Regions from separate parts of the Mus musculus genome. Here regions 1 and 3 are each linked to region 2. The links are chromatin loops, found by intact Hi-C in ENCODE. Cell type or tissue: left cerebral cortex. All regions are shown on one strand.

Region 1 (2,500 bases), 190 kb after region 2:
TTATACTTGATAGAGTAAAATTTTTATTTCAGTGGTGTTTGATTTCAGAGGTCATTCTTAGTTTATTTTGTTTCATAATACATTAAATCCTCAACATTATCCATATTTCTTTTTCTTTAAAGATTTATTTATTTTTATGTATATGAGTACACTGTAGCTGTACAGATGGTTGTGAGCCTCCATGTGGTTGTTGGGAATTGTATTTAGGACCTCTGCTCACTCCAGTCAACCCCACTCTCTCCCGTCTGCCCCGCTCACTCAGTCCCTGCTCGCTCTGGCCCAAAGACTTATTTATTATTATACATAAGTACACTGTAGCTGTCTTCAGACACACCAGAAGAGGGCGTCAGATCTCATTACAGATGGTTGTGAGCTACCATGTGGTTGCTGGGATTTGAATTCAGGACCTTTGGAAGAGCAATCAGTGCTCTTTCCCAAGCCACCTTGCCAGCCTCGTATTTCTTTTCTTTTCTTTTCTTTTTTTTTGGGGGGGGGGGGGAGGTTCGAGACAGGGTTTCTCTGTATAGCCCTGGCCAGGCTGGCCTTGAACTCAGAAATCCACCTGCCTCTGCCTCCCGAGTACTGGGATTAAAGGCGTGTGTCAGCACTGCTCGGCTCCCATGTTTCTTTTTAAAGGTAATTTCTGTGGGGCTAAAGAGATAGATCACTGGTTAAGAGCACTGGCTTGGGGGCTGGAGAGATGGCTCAGTGTTTAAGAACACTGATTGCTCTCCCAGAGGTTCTGAGTTCAATTCCCAGAAACTACATGGTAGCTCACAACCATCTGTAATGGGATCCAATGCTCTTTTCTGGTGTCTCTGAAGACAGGAGCATTGTACTCATATACATTAAATAAATAAATCTTTAAAAAAGAGAGAGAGTGTGTGTGTGCACTGGCTTTTCTTCTAAATCACCCAGGTTTGATTCCTAACCACCTCCATGGCAGCTCATAAGCATGTATAACTCTAGTTCCAGGGTATCCGATGCCCTCTACTGGCCTCCAGTGGCACCATGCTTGGATTTGGTGCACAGACAGACTTGAAGACAAAACATCTGTGCACATAAAGATATCTAATACTTTTAAAAGGTCATTTGTAGAAACACAAAAGTTATTAGAAACAATAACCTAGGCGACTGGAGAGAGAGCATTGTGGTTGAGACCCTTCACTGACCCTTTAGAGGACCTAAGTTACATTTCCAGCTCTCAACGCCTAGAACTCCAGCTGCAGACGACCCCAAATTCTGCCTTCCTGGGCATAATAGAACATATGAACCCACATAAATAAACAAATTAAAATAAATCTTTTTAAAATTAAAAAAGAAACAGTTATTAATAATTTTTCATTAATAATAATGAATGGTAATTCATTCTGGATTTTTTATAAAGCTTTTTATGATTATTTTTATGTGCATTGATGTTTTTCCTTCATCTATGTCTGTCAGATCCCCTGAAATTGGTGTTATAGGTAGTTGTAAGCTGCTACGTGGTTGCTGGGAATTGAATCCGTGTCCTGTAGAAGAGCAGTCAGTGCTCTTAACCACTGAGCCATCTCTCCAGTCTCAGATTTTATTTTATTTTATTGAGACTGAGTTCCACCTTAAAACCCTGCCTGGCCTGGAACTCATTCTATCCAATCTGGACTCAAACTTATGGAGATAATCTTGCCTCAGCTTCCTAGCTTCTAAGATGACCTGGTTTCTTTTTCTCTCCCTCCCTGTCTATCTGCCTGCCTGCCTGCCTTCCTTCTTTCCTTTTTCCTGTTTTCCTAGATGAAATTAGATTTCTAAAATTGTAGAAGACTCCTGGCCAGCAAGACAGCTGAGCAGGTAAAAGAACTTGCTAGTAAGTAAGCCTGAGGGCCTGAGCTACTTAGAACACATAGAATAGAAGGAGAGAACCAACTTCCACAGATTGTCCTCTGACCTCCACACATGTGCCCAAGTACATGCACACACGTATACATACAAAAAAAATGTAATGCAATTTCAAAATCTAGAGGAGCCGGGCAGTGGTAGCACACATATTTAATCCTAGCATGTGGGAGGCAGAGCCAGGTGGATCTCTTAGGAGTCTACAAAGCTTGTCCAAAGTGGATCTCTGGTCTACAAAGCTTGTTCTTTGACAGCAGGAGCTACACAGAAAAACCCTGTCCTGGAAAACAAAACAAAAAAATCCTAGAGGACCTTTATTTCTATCTACAATTTATATCAGAATCCTTGTGGTTTGGGTCTTAGAAGTTCTGTGGCCATAGTGCTGCCAAATGGCTTAATTTTTTTTATCTGCCTCTGGGCTAGAAGGGAAACTACCTCATCCTGAATTTTGATTTTTATGCTGCAAAGGTCTGAGACCTTTGTATTTCTGAACAATAAAAATTCACAGTGAGCCAGAGCATCACTTATTTCTGAGTCCTTTAGTTACCCAGGCAAGGCAGGAAGGAACAGGGCCAAACAGTTCTTAGTAATTCTTATAATGAAACTTTCCCCCAGGAGAACTAGGTCA
Region 2 (2,500 bases):
ACACAGACACACATAAATGAAGAAGATAATCTAACACTATGTAAATATCCCGTTTCTCTGCAAATTTTCAATAACTATGCAACTATGAATAGATCCGACCTGTGAGGACTACTTTGTGATGTTTAGTGATTTTCTATTTGTGCAATTTCTTTTTTTGTTTTCAAGAATGGTTCTGAATGCCATGTAGTCCAAATCGGCCTCAAAACTTGCTCTGCATCCAAGGATGAGCCCCGAGCTGCTTGCTCCTCCCACCAAACGCTGAGATGACGCAGACAGTCTTAAAGGCTCTCGAGACAATTCCAATGTGCAGTAGCTTTGCATACCAATGGCCTATCACAAATAATACTTTACAGAAACACAGGAAATTCATGATTTAAATACAAGAAACAGGTTATACAGATGAGTGAGCTAGCACCCAACTGTAACTTTAAACAGTTATTTTTCAAATAAACAATCACATTGAAAACAGTGCCAAGCAACTACTACTACAAAGCTGCAAAATTACTGTAAAGAAAATAATTAAGAAGATACTGAATGTTCAAAGCATTAACACCTTACAAATCTCGCCCCTCACCTAAAACAAAATGATCGTACGTTTAGAAACCTTTTACACTTAAGTCAGGCGTCCTTGTGCTCTGGCGTGGCTTTTCTGTAGTACTGGAACAGATAAAGCTAGAAGGTGGCAAATGTATTGTCGCAATCAATACAGGATAAGTACCATATTCAATATAAATATCAGAGGTAAAACTGGAAGCGAAGCTGTGATTTAAGGGCAACAATTTACTAAGTGGAAAAACACCTCCTAAAACATATGCAGGATAAGAGATGATACAGCCTTAAGTCTTTTATGTGTTCCTTTCGTACTTTTATGTATTGGCAAAGTCTGCACAATGCCAAAACGTAAAAGACTACGTAAATTTGGGATGGGTTTTGTTTCGTGAGGCAGGGTCTCACTTTGCAGCTCAGTCTGGCCTCAAACTGGAAGCAATCCTCCTGCCTCAGCCTCCCAGAGGTATAGTTGGGATGCGTTTTCCAACATCTCAGTTCATCCCATTCTGTACAAAAGCACGTTTGGGAGTCGGTCGTGTAGTAAGACGCACGAGAAAATATGGACCAGTGAAGAGGAAGGTTTAAAAATTACAAGAAAAACTCTTTCTACAAGAAAACTCTCCTTAGAGACACTCTTAGAGCCTTCTCTCCCAGTAAGCATGCTTTTCATTTCGGCCCAGTCACCCCCAAGTAAAAGCGACAGCCAAGGCTTCAAAAGCCATCCGATATAGCGATCCCGAGCCGTGTTTTAATGTCCTTACCAAGGCGACACCTGTCAAAACTGCCAAGAGCGAAGCTGCGGGCTCCGGGCGGAGTCCAATGACAGCGTCTAGATGTCGTCGTCGCCTTCCCAGGAGCAAGTGAGTGTAATCTGATAACACAGATCCGAGTAGGTAGCCCTAGGCTCCCGCCGAGCCAACAGCCCTTCCAGCCTGCAGGTTTACGCCCCACAGCAAGCCCAGAGGAAATTTGGAGTTCAGCACCGCGCGCGCCGCGAGGGACGGTTGACGCGCCTGCGCACCGCGGAACTTCCGTTCCCCAGCCCCGCCCCGCCAGGCGCGGCCGTCACCCGAAGCGGCCACTTCCGCGCGCGCATGCGCCGTGGCGGCTCCGGCGCATGCGCAGCGCTGGGTTCTTCCCAGCTCCAACTTCTGGGACTCACGCTCCTCCCTCCCGTTTCCCCACCCCCAGCCCGCCGCGGCCCGGTATCAACGTGTGGTCCCGCCAGGGGAACTGTGCGTAACCTCGTGCTCCCGGGACGCCGGTGGGGTTCCCGGCTCTAGCCATGGAGATGGAGCAAGTGAACGCGCTGTGCGAGGAGCTAGTGAAAGCGGTGACGGTCATGATGGACCCCAGCTCTACCCAGCGCTACCGGCTGGAAGCCCTCAAGGTAGCTGGGGTCCTGGCGGCCTGGGCCTGCCCCGAGAACCCTATCCCAGGCTTCCCTCACGGCCTCTCCAAACTCAGTTTGTCTCCTGCCTATGCGGCCTTTGATCTTCCCACTGCCCGTGGGGAGGGTGGCTTCTGGTCGCGGCCCTCACCTCCTCCCACTTGAGTCTTTTCTTGCCTGCGCGCTTGCCTTTGCATCACACGCAAGGGTCCCTAACTGTTGCACATCTCCTCGCCATGTCTCAGTGGCTTTTTTGCCCACTCCTCACTTCTCTTCACTCTAGATCACACCGCGGTCTCCACCCACGCAGGCTGTGCCGGCTCTGACGCCGGGGCAAACCCCACATTCCCTGGCGTTCCGGGAGCGCACGTGCAAATTCCTGCCCCAGTGCCACCTTCATTCTTCCCTGCTGATCACTCCAGACTTGTGCTGATTCTAGATCCCCGTGTGTCCATTTTCTTACATCCTTACATACCTCTATCTTTCGAGTCTTGGCCATCTCTGGGCTAATTTGTGACGCTCCTTCCTCGTTTATACCTGTGAGATAGTCTCCGGCTGTTT
Region 3 (2,500 bases), 130 kb after region 2:
TTTTTTTTTTTTTTTGACAGGCGCTCTCTTATTAGCCCTGCCTGGCCTGGAACTCACTTTGTAGACCAGGCTGGCCTTGGACTCACAGGCATCCATCCACCTGCCTCTGTCTCCCAAGAGTTGGGATTAAAGGCTTCACATGCCTGACCTGAGCAGGCTTGCTGTGGGTGTCTGTACTAACCTCTTCTAGGCTTTTGCTTCATTCTGCAAAAGGGACAGAAGGACTTAACTTGGCCATCCAAGAACTAAATATAAAATCAAGGCGAGTGTAGCACCAACACCTCACAACACAAAGCCAAGTTAGTTCTAAGATTTTGATTTCGTTACTCTTCTTCCTACAGCTTCTCTCCAGCAGAGTCTACATGGGCTTTTAGCCTAGGGATAGCAGGGCTTGCTGGATGGAAGTGGCGTGCCACTGGCCCTATACAAGCATCCTTTTTTTTTTTTTTTTTTTTTTTTTTTGCTAAAACGTTTATCTAAGTTTGCCTCCAATTCATGGCAGCTCCACTAGGACATTTAAAACTCTGCAAGAGAGATGCATTGGCAACTTTAAGGATATGACAGGCGCCGCACTCGGTGTTTAAACGCCTTGTGTCATTGAACCCGCTCAAAACTGCGGAGACTCCGAGAAGGTAGGTGGCTTGCTCAACTGAGTGCGAACAGTCAGCTTTTATTCTGCTTCTGCCCTACAGAGACCTCGCAATCCCAGGGACATCTGGGAGCGATGTGAGTTGGTGCCTCGTTGCAGTCTCACCTTGGGGTGCCCAAGTGGCAGGCACTGAGGACGGCGAGGAGCGCGTGGGGAAGGGCGCTGAGCACCAGCTGGGTGAAGCAGTGGCCCGTCGTGTCCCCTTCCCACAGCGGGAGCGGCCGCGCCGCGTCCGTGCCACACAGCTGGGCCAGGAGCCCCTCCATAGACACCTCACCCGGGCGGAAGCCAAGAGTGACAAGGCTCGGGGACTGAGTCCCCCGCTGAATCCCCGCCCCCTAGGCGGGACCGCCCCTTGCTTCCGCTTCGAGCTAGAGCCCGCCCATTCTTGAGGTACTTCCGGGGCTGGAGAGGAAGTCGCTGTCCCCGGGGCAGGCCAGTTTCTAGATCCTGGTACTTACGTTCACCCTCCTGTCTCCCGCACTTGGAAACCTAAGCGCCTTTGAGCTGTTTTAATATCTCAAGTGTTTGTGGGTGAGAAAGGACGCGCTGCCAGGTCAGGGTGCTGCGCCACGATGCTAGGGCCCTCTAGAGGCAGGAAGACCTGTTAACGGGTGCTGTTCGCAGTTTTTGGTTATTTTCGCCCATGGGGGTAAGGATGCTCTAACGCGTGCCAGCCTCTGCGCGTGCGTACAGCTCTGCCTCGGGGAGCTGTCCCGGGAGCGCGATGGTGTTTGCGCACGTTTCTGTCTTTTGGCTTGCGCAGTGACCCACCCAGTCCTGTCCTTGTGCAAATTCATTAAGACCCTGGCACGTGGAGCGCTCGCTCTCGCTTACCTATTGCATACTAGTTGACAAATGCACAGCGTTTAAAGAGCTGGAAATCCAAACATGCCTGCCACGCTGAGGAATGCTTGAGGACAAAAGGCTATTCCTGTATCCTAAGGCTACAAGATCTTGAAAGTATCCAACTTACTTGAGCCTTGGTTTTTTGTTTTTTGTTTTTTTTTTTTTTGGCTTTTTTTTTTTTCGATTGAGATGATAATACCAACCCAAGTATTGTGAAATTTGTATAATTTAAAATGTTTATGTCAAGGCCTTAAAATGTTTATGTCTAAAGCTGTGGCTCAAAGATTAAGAAGAGTGCTTCCTGCTCTTGCACAGGACCTGGATTTGATTTCCAGCACCCGTGTAAGAAGGCTCCAGCTCCAGGGATCCAAGGCCTTCTTGGTCTCTGTAAGCACCTGCACACACATACATATAAACTTTAAAAAAAAAGTGTTCAGGTCACGTGCTTTGCTTAGTCATTCCTAAATATTTCAGAGTGATGGGAAGAACGGAAACTTTTGGTTATCCAGATAGATGTTGGTTCGGACCCTGACCCACCAATTTTAGCAGCGCGATGAGATTAGTTTCATTTTAGCTTTATGTTTGCAAGGTGTATATTGGTACTGACTTCATGAGAGTGTTCAGTGTTGTGGGAATAGTTTGGGTTTTTTTCCCCCCAAAATATTTGCCTTCAGAAACTGAAGACCTTGAAACCAAATTAAAGATTTGAGACATTTAAAATTATGTACCTGTCTTGTTTCCCTACTGTGTATTCAATCTGTTTAAATTTATTTAAAAATATTTCTAGAAGAAAGTCCTTATTCCTTTCACATGCCATGTTTTCTGATATATATATATCCCTTATTAATCATACACACAGTACACAGATAAATGACATATTAGACAACAGAGACAGAAGGTACAGGGAGAGAAATGAATTCAAAATCTTTTTTTTTGTTGTTTTTTGTTTTTCAAGACAGGGTTTCTCTGTGTAGCCCTGGCTGTCCTGGAACTCACTCTGTA

Evidence for each region. Peaks named below come from ENCODE experiments on the same cell type or tissue, not always from the same donor. Only the 100,000 strongest peaks of a DNase experiment are listed, where the experiment ranks them.
Region 1: it touches region 2 in a loop (2.2-fold over the local background); 1 of 42 quality-filtered maps calls a loop at or near these places.
Region 3: a loop joins it to region 2, with 2.7 times the contacts of the local background. A loop is called at or near these places in 1 of 42 quality-filtered maps.

The regions. Positions count from the first base shown.
Region 1 is chr17:46,392,230-46,394,729 of GRCm38, forward strand. All of the region lies in intron 2 of Zfp318 (zinc finger protein 318), which reads left to right. Among named protein-coding and RNA genes, the nearest start is that of Zfp318, 9.7 kb to the left of the region's middle. In left cerebral cortex, a CTCF peak has its summit at 1,003 (motif pointing left); a DNase peak (open chromatin) is centred at 987.
Region 2 is chr17:46,201,087-46,203,586 of GRCm38, forward strand. Polh (polymerase (DNA directed), eta (RAD 30 related)) reads right to left here and starts at 1,555. Exons shown (of 11, transcript NM_030715.4): 1 at 1,311-1,555. Xpo5 (exportin 5) reads left to right here and starts at 1,725. Exons shown (of 32, transcript NM_028198.3): 1 at 1,725-1,939. The coding sequence starts at 1,835. In left cerebral cortex, a CTCF peak has its summit at 1,489; DNase peaks (open chromatin) are centred at 218, 1,616, 2,181 and 2,218; H3K4me3 peaks cover 1,971 bases; H3K27ac peaks cover 1,199 bases.
Region 3 is chr17:46,327,018-46,329,517 of GRCm38, forward strand. It overlaps Abcc10 (ATP-binding cassette, sub-family C (CFTR/MRP), member 10), which reads right to left and starts at 1,006. Exons shown (of 21, transcript NM_170680.2): 1 at 755-1,006. The coding sequence starts at 915. In left cerebral cortex, CTCF peaks have their summits at 498 and 1,244 (motif pointing left); a DNase peak (open chromatin) is centred at 1,122; H3K4me3 peaks cover 1,612 bases; H3K27ac peaks cover 1,529 bases.